Linked DNA regions of Homo sapiens: region 1 is linked to region 2. A link is a loop called in an ENCODE intact Hi-C map of the cell type or tissue named here. Cell type or tissue: CD14-positive monocyte. All regions are shown on one strand. Each heading gives the region's core, and the rest is flanking DNA. Links, peaks and the distances in the headings are about the cores only.

Region 1 (11,795 bases), core at 2,624-10,623, 59 kb before region 2:
CCCTCCTTTTCCTGGTCCCACTGCACTTTGCACTTTTCTCCATGATGACATTCATCACGTTGTACTGTGTAGTTTACATGCTAGTCTCCTCAACTGGACTGTGATCCCTGCGATCACGAATCTTATATTTTTATTTCTGTGTTCTGACAGTTTAGCATAGTGAATAGCAAGGAGTAGTTTTACAATGATATTGAACAAATGAATGAATATAAATAAATAAATAATTGAATTAAATAGTGAGCAAATGAAAGAATCAATGAATGATTATCCTAAAAAGAAGCTGGTTTTTACAGAGGAGGAAAGACCCCAGTTAAAAGAAAAAAAAAAGGTGATTCAAGGTTATCCATTTTTTAAAATAAGCTATTTATATAAATATTACTATTATAATTAACATTTTGCATTAACATTTATTTAGAACCTTTCTCTCCCATAAGCTCCATGAAGGTAGGGACCTTATATCTATTATTCTTTGCTCTGACTCCAGCATTTAGCACACTGTCTGGCTCATATTAGGTACTCAACAATTATTTTGGAATGAACAAATGGAAAAGAAATGAATAAATAGATGAATGAAGATTGCACCCTTAACCCAATAATTCACATCCTAAGTGCATAACTTGGATTATAATAGGAAAGCATAGATGGACCAGTGAAAAGTTACCACCATAGGCTGGGCACGGTGGCTCAGGCCTATAATCCCAGTATTTTGGGAGGCCAAGCCGGGTGGATGACCTGAGGTCAGGAGTTCGAGACAAGCCTGGCCAACATGGTGAAACCCTGTCTCTACTAAAAACACAAAACTTAGCTGGGCATGGTAGCACATCTGTAATCCCAGCTACTTGGGAGGCTGAGGCAGGAGAATTGCTTGAAACTGGGAGGCAGAGGTTACAGTGAGCCAAGATTGTGCCACTGCACTCCAGCCTGGGCAACAAAGTGAGATCTTGTCTCAAAAAATAAAAATAAAAATAGGCCGGGTGCATGGCTCATGCCTGTAATCCCAGCACTTTGAGAGGCCGAGGCGGGTGGATCATGAAGTCGGGAGATCGAGACCATCCTGGCTAACATGGTGATACCCTGTCTCTACTAAAAATACAAAAAATTAGCTGGGTGTGGTGGCAATGCCTGTAGTCCCAGCTACTCGGGAGGCTGAGGCAGGAGAATTGCTTGAACCTGGGAAGCGGAGGTTGCAGTGAGCTCGGATCATGCCACTGCACTCCAGCCTGGATGACAGAGCAAGACTCCATCTCAAAAAATAAATAAAATAAAATAAAATAAAAAGAAAAAGAAAAGAAAAGTTACCTCCATAACTAGAAAAATGGCACAAAGTGCATGTCAGAACCTTACCAGTGTTCCCTTGTACATCATCCTCTTTATATGAGATGATAACAAACATTATTTGAGGAAGCTAAAATCTCAATGGGAATGCTAGCCTGTGAGTAAATGAGGACAAATGGATGTCTCTAAAATAGCTGAACTATGAAATAGCCTTTGTAAATTGGTTAATGAGAGAAACAGGAAGAAAGAGTGCAAACAGTAACGGAGTCATGACAACCGTGAAAAATACATTGATCGAGAAAAGACGAAAACATTTAAAAATATTTTATGAAGACATATTGCAATGAGCTAAATGTTTATGTCTCCCCCACATTTATATGTTAAAACTTAACCCCTAAGGTGATGAAATTATGCAGTGGAGCCTTTGAGAAGTGATTAGGTCATGAGGGCAGAACCCCCAGGAATGGGATAAATGCATGCCCTCATAAAAGAGACCCCAGAGAGCTAGCTTGCCCGTTCCACCATGTGAGGACACAACAAGAAGACGCCCTCTATGAACTAGAAGGCAGGCCCTCACCAGATGTCAAATCTGCTGATGACCTGATCTTGGACTTTACAGCCTCTAGAACTGTGGGCAATACATTTCTGTTGTTTACGAGTTACCCAGTTTATAGTTTTTTGGGATAGCAACACAAACTGACTAAAACAGATATGAAGACAGTTTTTCAAATGTTTATAACACATTTATTCTTTTCATAGGTCCCATGTGAGAAAGTTTGGTTTAGATATGCCACATGGCTTTGGGCAGATGACTTGCCAGATTTTGTAATGAGAACCATCTGATGAGAAGAGCAACATGCAAGTGTGTTCGCAACTTACAATCAGCATGTCTGCATGGGCTTGGTCCAGGTATCTTGGAACTCTGGAAAGTCCTATGTGTGAACAAGTTAAGTTCCAGTTTGGACTGATTTGTGGTAATAGTGAGCTTGAGGGATGGACTTTTTCCAGAAACTGACCGAGACATTAATGGTAGGTTTGGTCATTAAATAAACTGAAAATAAGTTAGCATATTTATTTTCCACATCTTTGACGACATACAAGAACAGCACTGTCTGCCTGCTCTAAGGAGCTCTCTGTTTTTCCATGTGGCAGAAACTGCTGTGAGCTGAGCATGGAGCTAGACTGTACTTCCTAGCCTCTCTCAACATGTAGGGCCATTGACTGAGCTCAGTCAAAGGCATGTGAAAGTGATGGGTGCCAGTTCCAGATCTGGCCCATAACAGTCCTCCTGTGCAGTTATCTGCAGGCTCTCTTTTCCACTGGCTGGATGGAAAGGACTCTGGGAACCCCACGGAAGACAGAGCCCCAAGATGGAAGAAGGTTATATGCTTGAATTACTGCATAGAATCAAATCACCACATTCCACACACCTCCACCTCTACCAATCCGTATTGGACCTTGACAAGAACAATATTTGCATGGGGTCAAACCATTGAAATTTGGAGGTCATTTCTTATAACAATTAGCCTATCTGACCAATACAACCCCTTTGCCCAACTTTCCTCTTGGTCACAAGTAGAAAGAAAGACTAGAGTAAATTTCTGGAGTCTCAGTGCATGGCTTCAGAGGATCTAGACAAAAGAAGGCATCAGCAGCCAAGCTCAACATCAAGGAATTTTGCAGGATTCTGGAGTGAATTTTAAAGCCTTAGAAATTCCCACAGAGCTGAAGCCATGTATCTCCTTATCTCACTGTCTCCTCTGGACATTTTTATATTCTTGGGAGAACAGTGAATAACCATCTCCAAACTAGTTCTCGTGTGAAACCCAACCCAGCCTATGTGATTTATTTAATATGTTTGGAGTCTAGTCAATACCACACTTAAACCTGTCTTGTTTTTGTCTTTTGTTAAACATGGTAATTAAAAAGAAGAAAAAAAACTGGTAAGAAACTTTGTGTTTAGAGGTACGTAATATTTTTTAAATTATTATAAAATGTTGTGGTTGAGCACAATACTAATAGGCAATTATGGAGAACCCAAATGCTGTGGTGAAAATGAAGTCTTTGGGTGTTTGCCTGAAGATGTTATTGGGAAACTATTGTTTACTTACCAGACTTTGAAAATTAAGTCTTTCTTCAAGTAGCCTCTGGGTATTAAGGACAATAAATAAAGATATGCTGACTGAAAACATTTAAAAAACAACTTGTTACAGCCCTTAAAATAATAAGGGATAAATTCAGCTTAAAACAGAATATTCCAAATTCATCTGACCTGCCCAACAGAACACCAAGATTAAAAAGCTGGAATCTACTGGTCAACTCTCTAAAGATGTCCCACCAAATGAAGTTTAGCAGGGGCCTGGGACCACAGTTCTAGTAAATGCTAGATAGCTTCTGGCTGTTCATTGTAAACCTGAGCCCACTTATGGAAGGGCAACAACCTTATCTTCCTATCCTGGGGGTGTTTACAGAGAGAGAAGAACTTGGAAATAGTCAGGACCCTGGTGGAGGGAAGAGGTAAGAGATGTTGAAGAAAGTCTCATTTATTTATATGTATATTTATTTATTTATTTATTTATTTTTGAGATGGAGTCTTGCTTGTTGCCCAGGCTAGAGTGCAGTGGTGGGATCTTGGCTCACGCAACCTCCATCCTTAGGGTTCAAGCAATTCTCCTGCTGTAGCCTCCCAAGTAGCTGGGACTACAGGTGTGCACCACTATGCCTGGCTAATTTTTGTAATTTTAGTAGAGATGGGGTTTCACCATGTTGGCCAAGCTGGTCTCAAACTCCTGACCTCAAGTGATCTGCCTGCCTCGGCCTCCCAAAGTGCTAGGATTACAGGCGTGAGCTACCACGCCCAGCCGGAAAGTCTCATTTCTTAGAAGAGTCCCTGTGAGGCTGAGATGAGAGAGGTTGACTTAGGATAGTACTTTTCTCTTTGGGAAAAAAAAAATTCTATTGCCTCATTTTCAAGGGGCTTAAACTAAGCTTGTGTGATCTTCCAACTTTCCACAAACTTTCCTTCTATCCTTTTTCCCCAAGACACTCTAGTCCTTTTTCTTTCCACCTAAAATGCTAAGTTTCCATAAACTTGCAGACCTGGTACTTCTGAGACAATCACCTAGGAATCAAGCAGAGGAATAGGCAAGCTTAAGAAAATGGAGGTAAGGCATTAGTTCCCATGGGAAACTATGGAAACTGAGTCAGGGAACTGAGTGTCTCCCTCAAGACAGGGTCTGTTCATCAACACAAAGGATGTGGGACTTCCTTGTACATCCCCTAGTCAGAGCCCTTAGACTAGACAGTTCTTGAGGGAGACCTGTGTGGCCATGTAGAACTATGTTACGTGAGTGCTTCCCAACCTCTTCTCTCAGTGATCAGATTCGTTGTTCCCCCAAGAGCTGTATGCTTTGAAAAAACTTTTATCTACCAAATAAATTACATTTACAAAGAAAACATAGTAAGTATTTATTGTGTATTAGGTATTGTATGAATGAGTGTCTTACACATATTATCTAGAATTCTCACAGTAGGCTGCAAAATAGTAATTATTGTCCCATTTTACAAATGAGTACATTGGTTGAGAGATGTTAAGTAAATTGCCCACAACTATTGCAAGAAACAAAATTCTGGTTGTGGTAGACAGCCTCACCTCTCTACCATATTCTTTCCAGTATACTCTCTTTATTCTATAGACAACACACACAACCAATTTGATTTTTTTTTTTTTTTTTTTTTTTGAGATGCAGTCTTGCTCTGTTGCCCAGGCTGGAGTGTAGTGGCATGACCTCGGCTCACTGCAAACTCTGCCTCCCAGGTTCAAGCGATTCTCGTGCCTCAGCCTCCCAAGCAGCTGGGACTACAGGTGCACACCACCATGTCTGGCTAATTTTTGTGTTGTTAGTAGAGATAGGGTTTCGCCATGTTGATCAGGCTGGTCTCAGACTCCTGGCCTCATGTGATCCACTGGCCTTGGCCTCCCAAAATGTTGGGATTACAGGCATGAGCCACAGAACTTCTGAATATGAGATGAAGTCTTCACAATGAGTTGGTGCTGCATGACCTCCCCTACCTCTCAGGCCCCCACTCTCCCCAAAAAGGAAAGAAACTTTCCATTATTTTAGTTAACTTGGTCAGGCTTTATTGAGGGTAAATATACAATATCTTCCAGGCTTTTTTTGAAGTACTAGACATAGTTGAAGCAATGCCATTACTATCCTGTAGAACTAGGAGAGCCTGGAGAACCTGGAACGGAAGCTGGGTAGGAGGGAATTCACATAGACCCAGCCACAGCCCCTCCTCCGCTGGGATTCTTACACTCCTTTGATTCTATTGAGTGTTCAGTAACAAACCCTGGGCTGATGTGAAGCAGGAGAATTTTTCTGGAACATAGCATTTGGTAGGCATCGGGGAATCAGGGAAGCATGCCAGCCTAGGCTGTGGAGTGGCAAAAGGAGGAAATGAAAGAAGAGTGGGTGGGGAGAAAGAGGCCGAAGGAGCAAGGCAGAAGAAGAAAGACGTAAGAGAGAAGAAAGAAAGAAGGGGGCTGTGCATAAAGAGGAAGAAAAGAGAACAGGATGGATGACTATACTGTTTGGCCTTGCAAACTACCATGGGGTCTTTGTCACCAAACATAAAGTAATTCCCAGTGGTGGTGAGAGACATGTGTGCCTAAGTCCCCTGGGAGGGCTATTGTTGAAGCATTATTTCGTCAAAGGTACTTTTGCCCCCTCCTTACCCAAGTGAAGTCAGAATCTTTAAAAATTACAGAACAGGACAGGCGCGGTGGCTCACGCCTGTAATCCCAGCACTTTGGGAGGCTGAAGCAGGTGGATTACCTGAGGTCAGGAGTTCAAGGCCAGCCTGGCCACATGGTGAAACCCCGTCTCTACTAAAAATACAAAAAAATTAGCCAGACATGGTGGTGGGTACCTGTAATCCCAGCTACTCGGGAGGCTGAGGCAGGAGAATTGCTTGAACCCGGGAGACGGAGGTTGCAGTGAGCCGAGATTGCACCACTGCACTACAGCCTGGGTGACAGAGTAAGACTCTGTCTCAAAAAAAACAAAAAAAATTACCGAATAAGTGGAGAAAATGTATTTTACTAATTCCAGTTGCAAAACAAAAAGTGTTAGTCTAGTATCCTAAGGTTAGAGTCTGTCCTGCTAAGGCAGAAAATTCACAACTTCTCTAGCTGAACAACAGAACTGCAAAAACAAAAAACAAACACGAATAAGCAATAATAACTAAAAAGAAAAAAAACCCAAAAACCCTCCGGGGACCCAAAAATATAGGGCAACCTTGGGCAGAGTTTACCTGATGTGGGTATTTAATTGCTATAAAACAAAAGTGTATATATGGATATTAAAAATAACTCATTTTCCTTAGAAACCCAAATTCTTACTTTTGAAAATGAAACTATTCAAAATTAGTTCCTTATATTTCCCTGGGTCACTTATTCAGTGTATAGTAGCTAAAAGACAAGAGGTAAGCATCAAACATAGAGGACAGATGCATAGTTTTTCCTTACTCTAAATTTAAATGATATTCAAGAAACATCTTAAGATTTGTTTGTTCTGCATCTGAAATAGATGCTCTTCCTTAATTTTTTATTCGGTAATCTAAAGTGATTTGTCTGAAGTTAGGGGAGGAGTGGAGGGCAGGGCTATTTTAAAATGCCATAAAAGATTCTCCTGTATCTGAATTCCCAAAGTGTTCTGTCTTTAGTAAGTGTTAGCAAAAAGATCTATTTGTCTATGGCTAAATTCTGGCTCACTACCAATTTCAGAGTACCTTCTTACTGGGCCCAGAGAAAGAACAGTCTCTGCTAGACCTCATATTCCAGAAATTTTTGCCCTGATGGAACACTCTGGGAGATAAACTTGAACTCCTGTGTCTACTCCATACAGAAGGAAAAGCCTCTGTCTTTATCTTCTTATCCTTTATACAGGATAAAGGCTATATCCTGGGTGCCAGGCAACTCCTCAGAGTCCCTTTATCTGAACAGGTAAAGTGGGGACAACCATTTCTTGAAAGTGCAATCAGGCTGGGCGTGGTGGCTCACACCTGTAATCCCAGCACTTTGAGAGGCCAAGGCAGGTGGATCACGTGAGGTCAGGAGTTTGAGACCAGCCTGGCCAACATGGTGAAACCCTGTCTCTACTAAAAATACAAAAATTAGCTGGGCATGGTGGCACACACCTGTAGTCCCCAGTACTTGGGGCTGAGGTAGGAGAATCGCTTGAACCCGGGAGGCAGAGGTTGCAGTGAGCCGAGATCGTGCCACTGCACTCCAGCCTGGGCTACAAAGTGAGACTCAGTCTCAAAAAAAAAAAAAAGTGCAATCATCAGTTCTTCATTTTAAGAAACTTATTATATATGTATATTTTGAGACAGGGTCTAGCTCTATTGCCCAGGCTGGAGTGCACTGGCATAATCATGGGTCACTGCAGCCTCAATCTCCCAGGCTCGAGCAGTCTTCCCACCTCAGCCTCCCAAGTAGCTGGGACTACAGGCATATGCCACCACACCCAGCTAATTTTATTATTATTATTATTATTATTATTAATAATTGTAGAGATGAGGTCTCACTATATTGTCCAGGCTGGTCTTGAACTTCTGGGCTAAAGTAATCCTGTCTCGGCCTCCCAAAGTGCTGGGAGTACAGGCATGAGCCACCATGCCCGGTCTTAAAAACTTACTTTCAACAGGCATATTGTCACCTTAACCCAGTAATCGGTATTGGCCTCATCAATACCAGGACAACCAGACATTATGTACAGCCTAATATGAGGCAGTAGGAAGTCCACAGCATTACCTGTGAAGAATTCTTACCAAAACGTTTCACTCTTATCAAGCCTTTAGGTCTAACTTTCTTTTTATAAGAAACGCAGAGAACAGAAGTACAAGTTTAAGAACATGATAAAGAAGCAATCAGACAAAGTAGAACATTCTGTAGAACAACTGCCCCAGAATCATCAAGACATCAATGTCATGAAAAAAAAATGTATGTGAGTGTGGAGAAAGGAGACAGTTCTAAATAAAGAGCCTTAAGAAACATAATAACCAGGCTGGGGGTGGTGGCTCATGCCTGTAATCCCAGCACTTTGGGAGGCCGAGGTGGGCGGATCACGAGGTCAGATGGAGACCATCCTGGCCAACGTGGTGAAACCCCGTCTCTACTAAAAATACAAAAATTAGCTAGGTGTGGTGGTGCATGCCTGCAGTCCCAGCTACTTGGGAGGCTGAGGGAGGAGAATCGCTTGAACCCAGGAGGTGGAGGTTGCAGTGAGCGGAGATCGCACCACTGCATTCCAGCCTGGGCCACAGAGCGGGACTCTATCTCAAAAAAGAAAAGAAAAGAAAAGAAAAAAAAACATAATAACAAAATGAAATAGTGGATCTTGTTTGAATTAACCAGAATTAAAGACATTTTGGAGGAGGGGGTAGTGGGGAGTTATTCTTTTCTTTTATTTTTGAGACGGAGTCTCGCTCTGTCGCCCAGGCTGGAGTGCAGTGGCACAATCTCGGCTCACTGCATCCTCTGCCTCCCGGGTTCAAGCCATTCTCCTGCCTCAGCCTCCCAAGTAGCTGGTACTACAGTCGCACGCCACCACGACCAGCTAATTTTTTTGTATTTTTTAGTAGAGACAGGGTTTCACCATGTTGGCCAGGATGGTCTCGATCTCTTGACCTCGTGATTTGCCCACCTCAGCCTCCCAAAGTGCTGGGATTACAGGCGTGAGCCACTGTGCCCAGCCGAGTTATTCTTTAAAAAAAAATCTTTTTTTAGGTTCCAGGATTTGTTATATAGGTAAATTGCATGTTGTAGGGTTTGTTGTACAAATTATTTCATCACCCAGATAATACGCATAGTACCCAATAGGTAGTTCTTCTGTTACCTCCCTTCTCCCACCCTCCACACTCCAGTAGGTCCTCATGTCTGCTGTTCTCTTTTTTGTGTCTATATGTACTCATACTTATAAGTGAGAACATGTGGTATTTAGTTTTCTGTTCCTATGTTATTAATAGTTCGCTTAGTACTATGGCCTCTAGCTCCATCCACATTGCTGCAAAGGACATGATCTTTTGTTTTTATGGCTGCATAGTATTCCATAGTGTAGATGTACCACATTTTCTTTATTCAGTCTACCACTGATGGGCATTTAGCTTGATTCCATGACTTTGCTGCTATTGTGAATAGTGCTTCAGTGAACATATGCATGCATGTGTCATTATGGCAGAATGATTTATATTCCTTTGAGTATACACCCAATAATGGAATTGCTGGGTGGAATGGTACTTCTGTTTTCAGTTCTTTGAGAAATCACCACACTGCTTTCCACAATGGGTGAACTAATTTACATTCCCACCACCAATGTATAAGTGTTGCCTTTTCTCTACAACCTCACCACCATGTTATTTTTTGACTTTTTAATAGTAGCCATTGTGACTGGTGTGAGATGGGGTCTCATTGTGGTTTTAATTTGCGTTTCTCTAATAGTTAGTGACGCTGAGCATTTTTTCATATGCTTATTGGCTACATGTGTGTCTTCTTTTGAAAAGTGTCTGTTCATTTCCTTTGCCCACTTTTTTATGGGGCTGGTTGTTTTTTGCTTGTTAATTTGTTTAAGTCTCTTACAGCTTCTGGATATTAGACCTTTGCCGGATGCATAGTTTGCAAATACTTTCTCTCATTCTGTAGGTTGTCTGTTTACTTGGTTGATAGTTTCTTTTGCTGTGCAGAAACTGTTTAGCTTAATTAGATCCCATTTGTCAATTTTTGTTTTTGTTGCAATTGCTTTTGGCATCTTTGTCACAAAATTTTTGCCAGGGCCTATGTCCAAAATGGTATTTCCTAGGTTATCTTCCAGGGTTTTTATAGTTTTATGTTTTACATTTAAATCTTTAATCCATCTTGAGTTGATTTTTGTATACAATATAAAGAAGGAGTCCAGCTTCAATCTTCTGCATGTGGCTAGCCAGTTATCCCAGCACTATTTATTGAACAGGGAATCCTTTCCCCATTGCATGTTTTTGTTGACTTTGTCAAACATCAGATGGTTGTAGGTGTGCAGCTTTCTAGGCTATCTATTCTGTTCCATTGGTCTATGTGTCTGTTTTTGTACCAGTATCATGCTGTTTTGGTTATTGTAGCCCTCTCTATTCTGTTTCACTCCTCATGTGTCTGTTTTTGTACCAGTACCATGCTGTTTTGGTTACAGGTAACGTGATGCCTCCAGCTTTGTTCTTTTTGCATAGGATTGCCCTGGCTATTCAAGCTCTTTTTTGGTTCCATATGAATTTTAAAAGCTTTTTCTAATTCTGTGAAGAATGATAGGAATAGCATGGACTCTGTAAATTGCTCTGGGCAGTGTGGCCATTTTAATGGTATTGATTTTTTCTATCCATGAGCATGGAATGTTTTTTCATTTGTGTCATCTCTGACTTCTTTGATCAGTGTTTTATAATTCTCATTGTAGTCATCTCCCTGGCTAGCTGTATTCCTAGGTATTTTATTCTTTTTGTGGCTATTGTGAATGGGATTGCATTCTTGATTTGGCTCTCAGCTTGGATGTTGGAATATAAAAATGCTGCTGATTTTTCTTTGGGAGGCTGAGGTGGATGGATTGCTTGAGCTCAGGAGTTCAAGACCAGCCTGGGCAACACAGTGAAACCCCATCTCTACTAAAATACAAAAAAAATTAGCCAGGCATGGTGGCGTGTGCCTGTAGTCTCAGCTACTTGGGAGGCTGGGGCAGAATTGCTTGAGCTCGGGAGGCAGAGGTTGCAGTGAGCTGAGATCGTGCCACTGTACTCCAGCCTGGGCGACACAGTAAGACCCCGTCTCTTAAAAAAAAAAAAATGCTGCTGATTTCTGTACATTGTTTTGTATCCTGAAACTTTGCTGAGGTTATTTATCAGATCTAGAGATCTAGGAGCTTTTGGGCAGACACTATGGGGTTTTATAGATATAGAATTATATTGTCTACAAAGAGCAATAATTTGACTTCCTCTTTTCCTATTTGGATGCCTTTTATTTCTTTCTCTTGCCTGACTGCTCTGGCTAGGACTTCCAGGAGTTATTCTTAATGAGTGTAGAGTTTCTGTTTGGAATAATAAAAAAGTTCTGGAAATAGTGGTGATGCTTTCACAATATTGTGAATGTACTTAATGCCATTAAATTGTACACTTAAAAATGATTAAAATGATAAATTTTACATTATATATATTTTACTACAATAAAAAACCATTTGGGGGACAAAAGGGGAAATTTTTAATGTAGATGAGTATTTGATTCTCTTGAATTATGTGAACCTTATTAAAGTTTGATAATGAAATTGTTTAGCTAACAAAAATGTGCTTATGTTTTAGAGGTGAATGTTAAAGTATTTAGGGGTGATATATTAATATAAGTATACATATCTACAGATAGATAGATATGTATACACATACTACTTTACCTCAGAAAAATAAAAAGGAAAAGGAAAGATGAAGAATATGTGGCAAAATTTTAGCAA
Region 2 (11,795 bases), core at 1,654-9,653:
ACATAGACAATCAATAGATGTTTCTGATGGCCCACTGGCAAATATATACATATATTTGTTTGCTGTAGATGAAGCCCAAGCCATCCTGCATATAATAAAGTATTTAGGAAGAAAATAAGTGGGTTGGCAAACTTTTAATGTACATAACTGGAGACCTAGTTCTGGAAAGCAGCTCTAATGGAAATAGGAGCAATTGGGTTTATAGTTGCTGATTTTTATCAGCAACCAGAAAGTGTGCTAAAAGCTTCATTTGGCCTACTTATAGTTCCCTGGGTAAGTTAGTGGGAAATTTTCACTAGATTATTTGTTATATATCAGGAGAGGAAATACAGCAGTACATGAACACTGTGTCATATAGGTAAGAAGGTATCTTCATAGAAATGTATACTCTAGTCCAGGACAGTGTTGCCCCACCATGGTGATGGAAGATACTTGGTAATGTGGGAACCTGCCTGTTCCTCAGACTGAGCTTTCCCCACCAACCCAGTATACTGTATTTCCTATTTTAACGACTTCAACCCTGCTAACCTATCAATAATAGGGAAGTCAGTCTTATATGTTGATGGTCAGCTTCTAATTTGGTCTCCCTCCTGGCCACTTCAACTTCATTCACTTTTATGCTTAATGCTCCCCTCCCCCCTCCCCTCCCTCCCTCCCTCCCTTCCCCTTTCTCTCTCTCTTTCTCTCTTTCTTTTTCTGAGACAGGGTCTCAGTCGATCTCCCAGGCTGGAGTGCAGTGGCACAAACACAGCTCACAGCAGCCTTGACCTCTCAGGCTCAGGTGATCCTCCCACCTCAGCCTCCCAAGTAGCTAGGACTACAGGTGTGCACCACCATGCCTGGCTAATTTTTTGTATGTTTATTTTTTGGAGATACAGTCTCACTCTGTCCCCCAGGCTGGAGTGCAATGGTACAATCTCAGCTCACTGCAACTTCCACCTCCCAGGTTCCAGCCATTCTCCTGCCTCAGCCTCCCAAGTAGCTGGGACTACAGGTGCACGCTGCCACGCCTGCTAATTTTTTGTATTTTTTAGTAGAGACAGGGTTTCTCCGTGTTGCCCAGGCTGTTCTCAAACTCCTGAGCTCAGGCAATCCACCCTCCTCGGCCTCCCAAAGTGCTGGGATTATAGGCATGAGCCACCATGCCCAGCCAATGCTTCATGTTTTCTAGTGCTATAATCCTATGCTAAGATTTAAAAGGTCTAGAAAATTTTATTCCATTGGAGAAAGGAAGAAATTAGGCAGTCACTTTCACATGAATATCTAATAGGCATCTCAAACCAACATGGTTAGAAGAGTACTCCTGATTCTTTCCCTTAACCTTCTTATATCAAACAACAAGATTTAAACAAATAGTTTTACTTTTTTCATAAACAAGATGTTTGGCAATAGATGATTTCCGGTGTTGACCCAGCTGCTCATCTATACTACCCAGGAATCAGGTAAATTTTTTTTTCTACTTTATCGTACCTCATGTATTGGTCTTTAATCCTCATGTCTTTTGTCTTACAGTCAGAAGATGGCTGCCATAGGTCCAACTATTGCGATGGTATTCCGGACAGCCACATCTATCCCCAGAGGCTTTCACTTAGGGCTTACTAGCCAGAAATGAGTCACCCCTAGCTGCAAAGGAGATGAGGGGATTGAGTATCTAGCAAAAGGGAATGGGATTATTATGACTGAATGACAGCAATCATAATTCATCACTTGAAGCTGGACAAACTGTCATCCTAAACAAAGTCAGGGCTGTGTTAGCAAGGAGGAAGAAAGGAACAGCTATTTGGGAGGGATTTATCAGAGTCTTCTACACTTCTTGTTCCCAGCCAACCTGTCTCACTAAATGGCATCACCATCCACCCAGTGCCCGAGCTGATAACAGAGGACATATCTTTGGTTCCTTTTTCTTATATCTTACATACAAGCCATCGGAAAGTCCCATTGACTCTGCCTTCCACATACACCCCATACACCCAGCGCTCCTCATCTTCACTGCTAGTATCCTAGACCAAGCCGCCATTGTTGGCCTGAATTCCTGTAATTGCTTCCTAAACATCTCTGGACTTCCACCCTTGCTCTCTGCAATTCATTGCCCAAACAGAAAATTACTTCCTTGCTTAAAACTTTCTGAGAGCTTCCCATCTCACTTAAAAATCCAAATTCCTTACCATGGCCAGCCATGCTTAAATGATCTAGGTCCTGTCCACTTGTCCAACTTCATCTTGTACCACTTTTGCATTTGCCACTGAGTTCCAGCCACCTAGGCCCTCTCTCTCTTTCTCAAACTCAAATTTCTTGCCATCTTGAGGATGTCGGAACCTTCTGTTCTCTCCACGTAGAGTGCTCTTCATTCTGATCTTTTCATGACCAGCTCCTCCCTGTCATTGAGATCACTGTTCAAATGTCATCACTTCAGACAGGTCTTCCACAGCCACCCAGTCTAAAATAGCCAGCTTGTCATCTATCACTTCACTCTATTATATTGCTCTGCATTGCTATCACTGTCTAACCTTTCACAGTCTAACACATCATATTTACCTCTTTATGTATCACGTAATGAAAAGTAAGTGTTTCCTCATTTTCCAACTCCCCTACACTAGAATATAAGCTCCATGAGAGCTGGGACCTCATCTGTTGTGTTTGCTGTCGTATTCCTAGCACCCAGATGAAGGCACATGGCAGGTTCTCCTCAAAGATTTCTGAATGATTGAATAAATGAAGGGAAAGATTTTTAAGTAGAAGTATTAAGAATAAAAGTAATATCTGTAACATATTACCAGTATCCTTTAGTTATTATTATTTTTCAAGACAGGGTCTCACTCTGTCACCTAGGCTGGAGTGCAGTGGTGCCATCTCAGCTCACTGCAGCCTCGACCAACCTCCCAGGCTCAGGCAATCCTCCTGCCTCGGCCTCCCAAGTAGCTGTGACCACAGGCACGCACCACCACACCCAGCTATTGTTTATATTTTTTTGTTGAGACAGGGTTTTCCTGTGTTGCCCAGGCTGCTCTCAAACTCCTGGGCTCAAACGATCTGCTAGCCTCAGCCTCCCAAAATATTGGGATTACAGGTGTGAGCCACCATGCCTAGCAGAGTTATTCTTTATAGAGCAAAATTCTTTGCCAGTGAAAGAACATACAATGTGTTGTGCTTTAAGACATCACAATGAATAAGCAACATTAACATCTTCCACCCTACCTCTTTCCTCCTGTGTCCTCCTTTCCAAAGGTAAACATGCCACTTATACCCTAATTGTATCACTCTTTCAGTGCAGTTATCAAATGCCCTCTCCACTGACTTACTTCTCTTTGCCCAATAATATGGTAGCATTTTCTCACTCTTTTCCGAAGGTCTGGGACAATTGAAAAGAAACATCTGGGAAATCTCCCCCCTCCCTCCATTTTTGGCCAGGACTTTAAGAAGGGGGAAACCTAAATATTCTGGGAAGAAGTGAGAAATATTTAGCCTCTGAAACATTTTGCCTTTTTCTTAGGTTTTTCATATTTCTATATATGTTCTTTCCAAAGGCTAAAACCATCTCTACTCCCTTGACCAGAATTTTAGATTTTTCATCAGGCTGTTCTCCAGGTAAAATTACAAGATCAGAAAAATTAATAGATCCTCTTCCTTTCTATGATCCTCTCAGCCTTTTCCAGACCTTTGCAATCCCAAGGTGACCCTCTGTGGGCCCAGGCTTCTGGATCAGTGGTTAGCTGGGCCCATGGACTCAGCCTGTGTTCTAGCCTTTAGTACATCTGGTAGGCCATGGTACATTGAAACCGTGCAGCAAAAACTTGGGAAGTTTGAATCTGTAGTAAAGGCATGGCATGCTAGTGATGCTGATCCACATGCTCCAAAATGCCTGTTTGGCAACATCCTCAAATACTGCCCATAAATAACACACATAGTCCAGCGCGGTGGCTCATGCCTGTAATCCCAACACTTTGGGAGGCCGAGGTGGGCGGATCACTTGAGGCCAGGAGTTCCAGACCAGCCTGGCCAACATGACGAAACCCTGTCTCTACTAAAAACACAAAAATTAGCAGGGCCTGGTGATGCACACCTGTAATCCCAGCTACTTGGAAGGCTGAGGCACAAGAATCACTTCAACCGGGGAGGTGGAGGCTGCAAATCACACCACTGCACTCCAGCCCGGGTGACAGAGTGAGTGAGACTCTGTCTCAAAAATAAATAAATAAATAAAAATAAATAACACACATAGAATCCCTTGGGTTTTGACCTTCTAGACTTGCCTATAGAAAACAAAAGGATTCCCATCTTCAAATATCTTCAGTGAATACATTAAAAATGGGAGTAAATGCCTCTTCTGTATTCACCAAAACCTTAGCCTCTGTCCCTTCTTCACCTGCCATCACCATCTCCTCTACCATACACACCCACACCTAGCTCCAAGCCTCGACAGTACCACTCAGACGTCCATAGACCCTTAAAAACACATGTCCCAAATCAGCCTTGGCAACATTTTAAATCATGCATTAATAAAAATAAAATATGGGGGTGAGTGCCTCCCAAAATATACTATAGTAAGGAAGGGCATGGGGGCTCATGCCCATAATCCCAGCACTTTGGGAGGCCAAGGTGGGAAGATTGCTTGAGGCCAGGAGTTTGAGACCAGCCGGGAAAACATAGCAAGACCCCATCTCTAAAAAAATAAACAAAATTAGCCGGCCACGGTGGCGCACGCCTGTAGTCCTAACTACCCTGGAGGCTGAAGCAAGAAGATTGCTTGAACCCAGGAGTTTGAGGTTGCAGTGAGCTATGATTTTGACACTGCACTCCAGGCCGGGCAACAGAGTGAGAGCCTATCTCTAAAATAATAATAATAATAACAATAATAATAATAATAATTATACACATACATACAGGTATATTAACAAATAAACATATATGTTTAAAAAACACAAAAAAGGGAAGGAAATACAAAATTAAATTCTTTGGTTTAATACTGCTGCTCATCTGTTTCTAGATTGTATCTCAGGTTAACTGAGTAACTATTTCCTTATGGTAAGCAGAGTCCTTAAGATTGCTGCCCAAGATTCCCATCCCCTGGTTATTTTGTGAAACAATAATCTAGGTACAGCTGCAATAGGATTTTGCAGATGTAATTTAAGTTCCAAATTAGTTTACTTTAAAATATGGGGATTATCCCAGAGGGCTTGGCCCAAACCAGTGAGTCCTTTAAAAAAATAGTTTTTTGAGTGGTGGCTCAGGCCTGTAATCCCAGCACTTTGGGAGGCTGAGGCGGTGGATCACCTGAGGTCAGGAGTTCGAGACCAGCCTGGTCAACATGGCGAAACCCCGTCTCTACTAAAAATACAAAAATTAGCTGGGCATGGTGGCACCCACCTGTAGTCCCAGCTACTCAGGAGGCTGAGACAGGAGAATCGCTTGAACCCAGGAGGCAGAGGTTGCAGTGAGCAGAGATCATGCCTTTGCGCTCCAGCCTGGGTGACAGAGCAAGACTCTGTTTCAGAAAAAAAAAAAAAAAAAGTTTTTCTCAGCTGGAAGCAGAAGAGGAAAGTCACAGAGATTCCAGAGGTGAGAAAGATTTAAGGGTGATTGCTGGCTTTGAAGGTGAAGATGGGGGAAAGTGCATGAGAAGGAAAACATGCAAGGCCTCTAGGAGCAGCCAGTGGCTCCTGGTTGACAGCAGGAAAGATAAAAAGGCCTCGGTGTTACAGCCACAAGGAACTCAGTTCCTCCAGCGATCTGAAGGGGCTTGGAAGCAGAGTCTTCCCCCGAGCCCCCACGTAAGAGTCTAGCCTGATGAATACCTTGATTTCTGACTCATTGGGACCCTAAGCAGAGAAACCAGCCAAGCCCACCAGGACTTCTGACCTATAGAACTGCAAAACCTATGGAATAAGTGAAATGTTGTTCCACCTCCCTGAATGTGTGATAATTTGTTACTCAACAGTAGAAAACTAATACACCCCTTCAGTTTTCATATCACCAAATAAAGGTAATAATGTCTGACTATGCCCAAGAAGCGATCGGAAAACAAATATTAATAAGATTTAATTAATATGTTTTAATTTCAACAGAAAAGAAATGTATTACATTATTTCCCAATGTTGTGATTTTTAAATTAATTATAATACCATTGAGGTTCAATCCAGGGCAATTAGACTGTTAAATCCTAGTTAGGTTTGTTTTCTCCGATTCATTGCAGTCACAGGGCAGGGCTAACTTTAGAAGCCTCATCATAAAGGTCTAGAGCATGGAATTGTTGCTGCAGAGGGACATGATTTAACTTGCAGCTTTTTCTTTTTCTTTTTTTTTTTTGAGACGGAGTCTTGTTCTGTTGCCCAGGCTGGAGTGCAGTGGCACAATCTTGGCTCACTGCAACCTTTGCCTCCTGGGTTCAAGCAATTCTCCTGCCTCAGCCTCCCAAGTAGCTAGGGTTACAGGTGCCCACCACCACACCCAGCTAATTTTTTTTTTTTTTTGATACGGAGTCTTGCTCTGTCGCCTAGGCTAGAGTGCAGTGGCGTGATCTCGGCTCACTGCCAGCTCCGCCTCCTGAGTTCACGCCATTCTCCTGCCTCAGCCTCCTGAGTAGCTGGGACTACAGGCACCTGCCACCACGCCTGGCTAATTTTTTGTAGCCAGGATGGTCTCGATCTCCTGACCTTGTGATCGGCCTGCCTTGGCCTCCCAAAGTGCTGGGATTACAGGCATGAGCCACCGCGCCCGGCCTAATGTTTGTATTTTTAATAGAGACGGGGTTCCACCATGTTGGCCAGGCTGGTCTTGAACTCCTGACCTCGTGATCTGCCCGCCTCAGCCTCCCAATGTGCTGGGATTACAGGCGTGAGCCACCGCACCCGGCCTAACTTGCAGCTTTTTCAATTCACAAAACAAAGTACTGCATTTTGTTGATGTTCTATTGGATACTACATCTACATGTCAAATATAAGGATTTTTTTTCTTAGAGATATTTCCCTTTCTAAAAAAAATTGACCTTCAACTTGGGAATACCTGTTGAAATTTGGCAAGCTATTCCTGATCCCTGATCTTGAGAAAATTATGAAAAGAAGAAGCAAAAGATGATCATACCTATTTTAATAAAATTGATCACTAAAATAAAAGAAAACCCCAAAGCTGGGCAAGAATGTTCTGACTACATATTCATTCCCCAAGTAGACCAAGATTCGATGGTGCTGAGCCTGCTAACCCAGACTTATCCTCCTGAGAACAGGTAACCAGGAAGTACTTGGATGAACATCAACCCAGGCCAGATCTAGTTTAAACAAGGCGGTCTGGGGAAGAGATTGTATACAGAGTGAGAACATTCCAATTTAGGAAGTAGACTTTATATACAGGATGAGGAGATGCAAGAAGTATAGCTTGGTAGTTAAAGCTGTATTGGTCCTAGGTAAGTGACTTAAATTCCCCAAGACTCAGTTTTCTCATGTCTAAATCAAGATAGTTTTTCAGTGTTCTTCGCCCAGGGCCCAGGACATGGAGTCATCAATAAATGAGGGCTATGTTAGGATCCAGCAATCTCTGGTGGCTAGACCCAAGCATCATGTTCAAAGCAAAAGACTGCAGGCCAGTGTTCAGGCTAGAAGTCTAAAGCAAGTCTTCCCTTAGGACAGGGAGAGACAGAGAGAGTGGGAAAGGCTATGAGAAGCCGACTCTCCAGGCAGGAGCAGGGCACTTATTAGATTCACAGAAGGAAGGACCTACAGACAAATATTCACAAATAAATATCTCTTTCTAAAATAATCCAATTTTCTGGCCCAATCAGTTGACAATGACTTGGCCACTGAAGATCATATTTTTCCAACATGGTCCGTTTTCTTGGCTTTCCTAAGTCATTAATTATGACCATGTTTTCCCAAATGTGGAAATTCCCCTTGTGCAGATGCAGCCGCTGCTGGCCAACCCTCCTTTCCTGAGAAGTCACCGCAGCACAAAAATATTTTTGTTTTCCCCAATTGCCCACAGGGAAAATTTCCTCACTCTTTTTTTCCTCCTCCCTTAAAATCCTCTGGCAATTTCCAGGAATCTAAGTAAACCAGAATTACTTAGATCATGAAGGGCCTTTTAGATGTTCTACTTCTAACATGACAAAAAAGAATCTGAAATTTAAATTCAATTATTATTAAACCAATCCCAAGAGTTCCTTTTAATAAATGAAGGCAATGCCACTGAAATCAAAATACCTCCCACTCCTGCCTAAAAATACAGTGCTCGGACTTGGGAGTTTAAATTATAAACAGTGGTAGCCAAAGTGATTAGATATCTGAATCAAATAACATTATGTGAAATGTGCTTCATACATGGTAAAGCCCTCTACAAATGTAAGCATTTTGCACCAACGTGGGCACAGTATACGACATAGATGATTATTCAAATCGTAAATTTGTATTCAAATTTGTTAGATGAATTACCCCAGTTACCTTGTTCATCCTGTGGGTTTACCAAGGTGCCTTGTACAGGGCTGACGACAGTGGAGGACTCCAGGAGATACTTTATTCTTTTCAGAACATTCATCAAGAAACATTTCTGCGCCAGAAACTAAATTTAGTTGGTGGGGAAGAGGTGGTAGAGCAATGAATCAGACTGGGTCTCTGCCTTCAAGATCTTTAAAATCTAGTAAAGAAATCATGATCTCCACACTAGCCCAGTGATTTTAACCAGGGACACTCTCTCCCCTCCACTCCACCATGGGGACATTTGACAATGTCTGGAGACGTTTGTGATGATCAAAACTGGAAGTGGAGGTACTACTGGCATCTAATGGAAAGAGGCAAGTGCTGCTGTTGAACATCCTATAATGCCCAGGACAGTCCCCCAGAACAAAGAATGATCTGGTCTAAAATGTCAGTGCCAGGGAGCCGCGGTGGCTCAGGCCTGTTGTCCTGGCGCATAAGGAGGTGAGGCTATGCATTCGAGGCCAGCCTGGGCAACATAGAAACCTCTAATCTATATAACAACAACAACAACAATTAAAAAATTTGGCAGGGCATGGTGGCTCAAGCCTGTAATCCCAGCATATTGAGAGGCCGAGGCTGGCAGATCAGAAGGTCAGGAGATCAAGACCATCCTGGCCAACATGGTGAAACCCCTGTCTCTACTAAAATACAAAAAATTAGCCGGGCATGGTGAATCGCTTGAACTCGGGAGGCAGAGGTTGCAGTGAGCTGAGATCACATCACTGCTCTCCAGCCTGGTGACAGAGCAAGACAACATCTCAAAAAAAAAAAAAAAAAAAAAAAAAAAAAAAAGTCAATAGTGCCAAAGTGGAGAAACCCCGAAAAAGATATATTAGTTAGAGCAAAACACTGATTGATTAACTAATTTCTTGACTAGTGTTGTTCCACATGGCAAATGACTTTCACCCGCAGACCCTAGTCATTTTAAATTTGTGCCTGTAACCTATTACAAGTGTTAAGTATCTTTTGAATACATAAGTACATTTAGACAGGTGCTGAATAAAGCATAAGATAAAGTGTCACCAGGCAAAATGAATGATAATTTAGAGTGAATTGTTAACCCAAAAGGACAAAAATTTTCTAGCTTGATGCCAAGCATATAGTAACTGCTCAGTGAACAGGAACTGAACATATTCAGATAACTTAGCAACACTCATTTGTCAGAAGCTAAAAGAAGAGTCATATCATTAAGGCACTCCTAGTAGTCATACAAACAGTGGTAGCCAAAATGATTAGTGTTGTGTCTGAATCAAATAGCATTATGTGAAATTTGCTTTATACGTAGTAAAGCCCTAAACAAATGCAGGCATTTGGCACCAAAGTAGATACAGTATACAAGACGGATGATGATTCTAATTGTAAAAATGTGTTAGATGAATTACCCAGTAACCTTATTCATTTTATGAGTTTACCAAGGTGCCTAGAAGTAGTAGCCTTCTTCTTGGAAATTCTTCACTATAGACTGCTAAGAATTGCATATTGTACCATGAAGAGATATGATCATGTAGTTTTATATTATAGCATTCAAAATTTTCACTAATTCAAGTTGGTGCTTCCTCAGTATGCCTTAGTGAATGCTAACGAAGTGTGAAGTTTCAAACATTAAAAAATTGAAGTGGGGCCGGGCATGGTGGCTCACGCCTATAATCCCAGCACTTTGGGAGGCCGAGGCAGGTGGATTACCTGAGGTCAGGAATTTGAGACCAGCCTGGACAACATGGTGAAACCCTGTTTCTACTAAAAATACAAAAGTTAGCCAGGTGTGGTGGTGGGTGCCTGTAATCCCAGCTGCTCAGGAGGCTGAGGCATGAGAATAGCTTGAATTCAGGAGGCGAAGGTTGCAGTGAGCTGAGATGGCACCGCTGTACATCAGCCTGGGCAACAGAGCAAGACTCTGTCTCCAAAAAAAAGAGGTGGCCACCTCATGAATTTAGGGAAGGAGGAAGTAGTGTTTTGGAAGTAGGGCTTTAACTCCTTTACATACAACGTGGCTTCTCGTTAAATACAATAACAGTAAAACAAAGTAGCAGTGGCACTGGCTTTAATCTATTGCTTGATACACATAAGCATCAATAGTAAGAGAATAGTTAAGTGCCACTCTTAGTTAAGGATCAATTAAAAGTAAAATTCTATCTTTAAATTAGAACACGTCAGTGGAAAAATATGATTTAATTTACTAAAATTATTTGCACTTTAGTTTTTCAGGAAAAATGGTCAGGTAGTCCAATGTGCTAATACTTTGAGATAAACAGAGCCATTGCATGGAAAATCTGTACTTTTGATTAAGTAATTATCTTCAATTTTGATATAATGGTTACCAAGGAAATATTGGCTTTCTTCTTCCACCTATTTGACCCATATTTTCTCAATGTAAATTGGTGACTAAGTCAGGAAATGGCATCTAATTTTGTATTAGCATTAGTCAAATGCAAGTAAGGGGGAGCTACCATACACATTTTAAAAAGAATGAATAATCTGCCATTTGCATAATCAGTATCAATGTCTGTTGAATTTAACACAGGTAATGTTCTTGATTTTTGCAACATAAAGGACCAAAGTTTTCTTTGAGTTTGAAAATTTCTACTTAAACTTTTTGCCCAAATATGAGTTTAATGAAGTTTGTTTAGGAGTGAGGAAGGGGAATTTTACTCTTTCCTTTTCATAAAGAAATAATTAAATAAATAAAAATGACTTCACCTCAGTAAGAGAAGGAATCTCAGGGTGGGAGTTTCTTAACAAATAACTGGGGTTAAAAGTAACACATTAGGTCAGGTGCAGTGGCACGCCCTGTAGTCCCAGCTACTCAGGAGACTGAGGCAGGAGGATGGCTTGAGCCCAGGAGGCAGAGGTTGCAGAGCTGAGATGGTGCTACTGCACTCCAGCCTGGGCAGCAGAGCAAGACCTCATCTCAAAAAAAAGCAACACATTTAAAAAATTACAAGGCTGGGTGCAGTGGCTCACACCTATAATTCCAGCACTTTGGGAGGCTGAGGTGGGCCGATCACTTGAGGTCAGGAGTTCCATACCAGCCTGGCCAACACAGCAAAGCCCCGTCTCCTCTAAAAAATATTTAAAAAATTAGCTGGGCATGGTGGCACGCACCTGTAGTCCCAGCTACTTGGGAGGCTGAGACACGAGAATCACTTGAACCCTGGCAGCAGATGTTGCAGTGAGTCGAGATCACACCACTGTACTCCAGCCTGGGTGATAGAGTGAGACTCCGTCTCAATTTTTTAAAAAATTAAAAGACTCAGGAAAATATTTCACGTGCTCAGAAAAAGAGGTATAACTAGTAAAAATGGGCCTTGATGTGATATATAAAGGCCTTCTCAG

Evidence for each region. Peaks named below come from ENCODE experiments on the same cell type or tissue, not always from the same donor. Only the 100,000 strongest peaks of a DNase experiment are listed, where the experiment ranks them.
Region 1: it touches region 2 in a loop (2.0-fold over the local background); 2 of 110 quality-filtered maps call a loop at or near these places.

What each region holds. Positions count from the first base shown.
Region 1 is chr7:131,259,394-131,271,188 of GRCh38, reverse strand. It overlaps a transcript of MKLN1 not described here. Among named protein-coding and RNA genes, the nearest start is that of MKLN1-AS, 62 kb to the left of the region's middle. In CD14-positive monocyte, for the core only: no CTCF peak of the experiment used is centred there; a DNase peak (open chromatin) is centred at 5,748; H3K4me3 peaks cover 638 bases; H3K27ac peaks cover 524 bases.
Region 2 is chr7:131,199,606-131,211,400 of GRCh38, reverse strand. It overlaps a transcript of MKLN1 not described here. Among named protein-coding and RNA genes, the nearest start is that of LINC-PINT, 96 kb to the right of the region's middle. RefSeq lists a cis regulatory region at 7,772 and an enhancer at 7,700-7,844. In CD14-positive monocyte, for the core only: no CTCF peak of the experiment used is centred there; no DNase peak of the experiment used is centred there.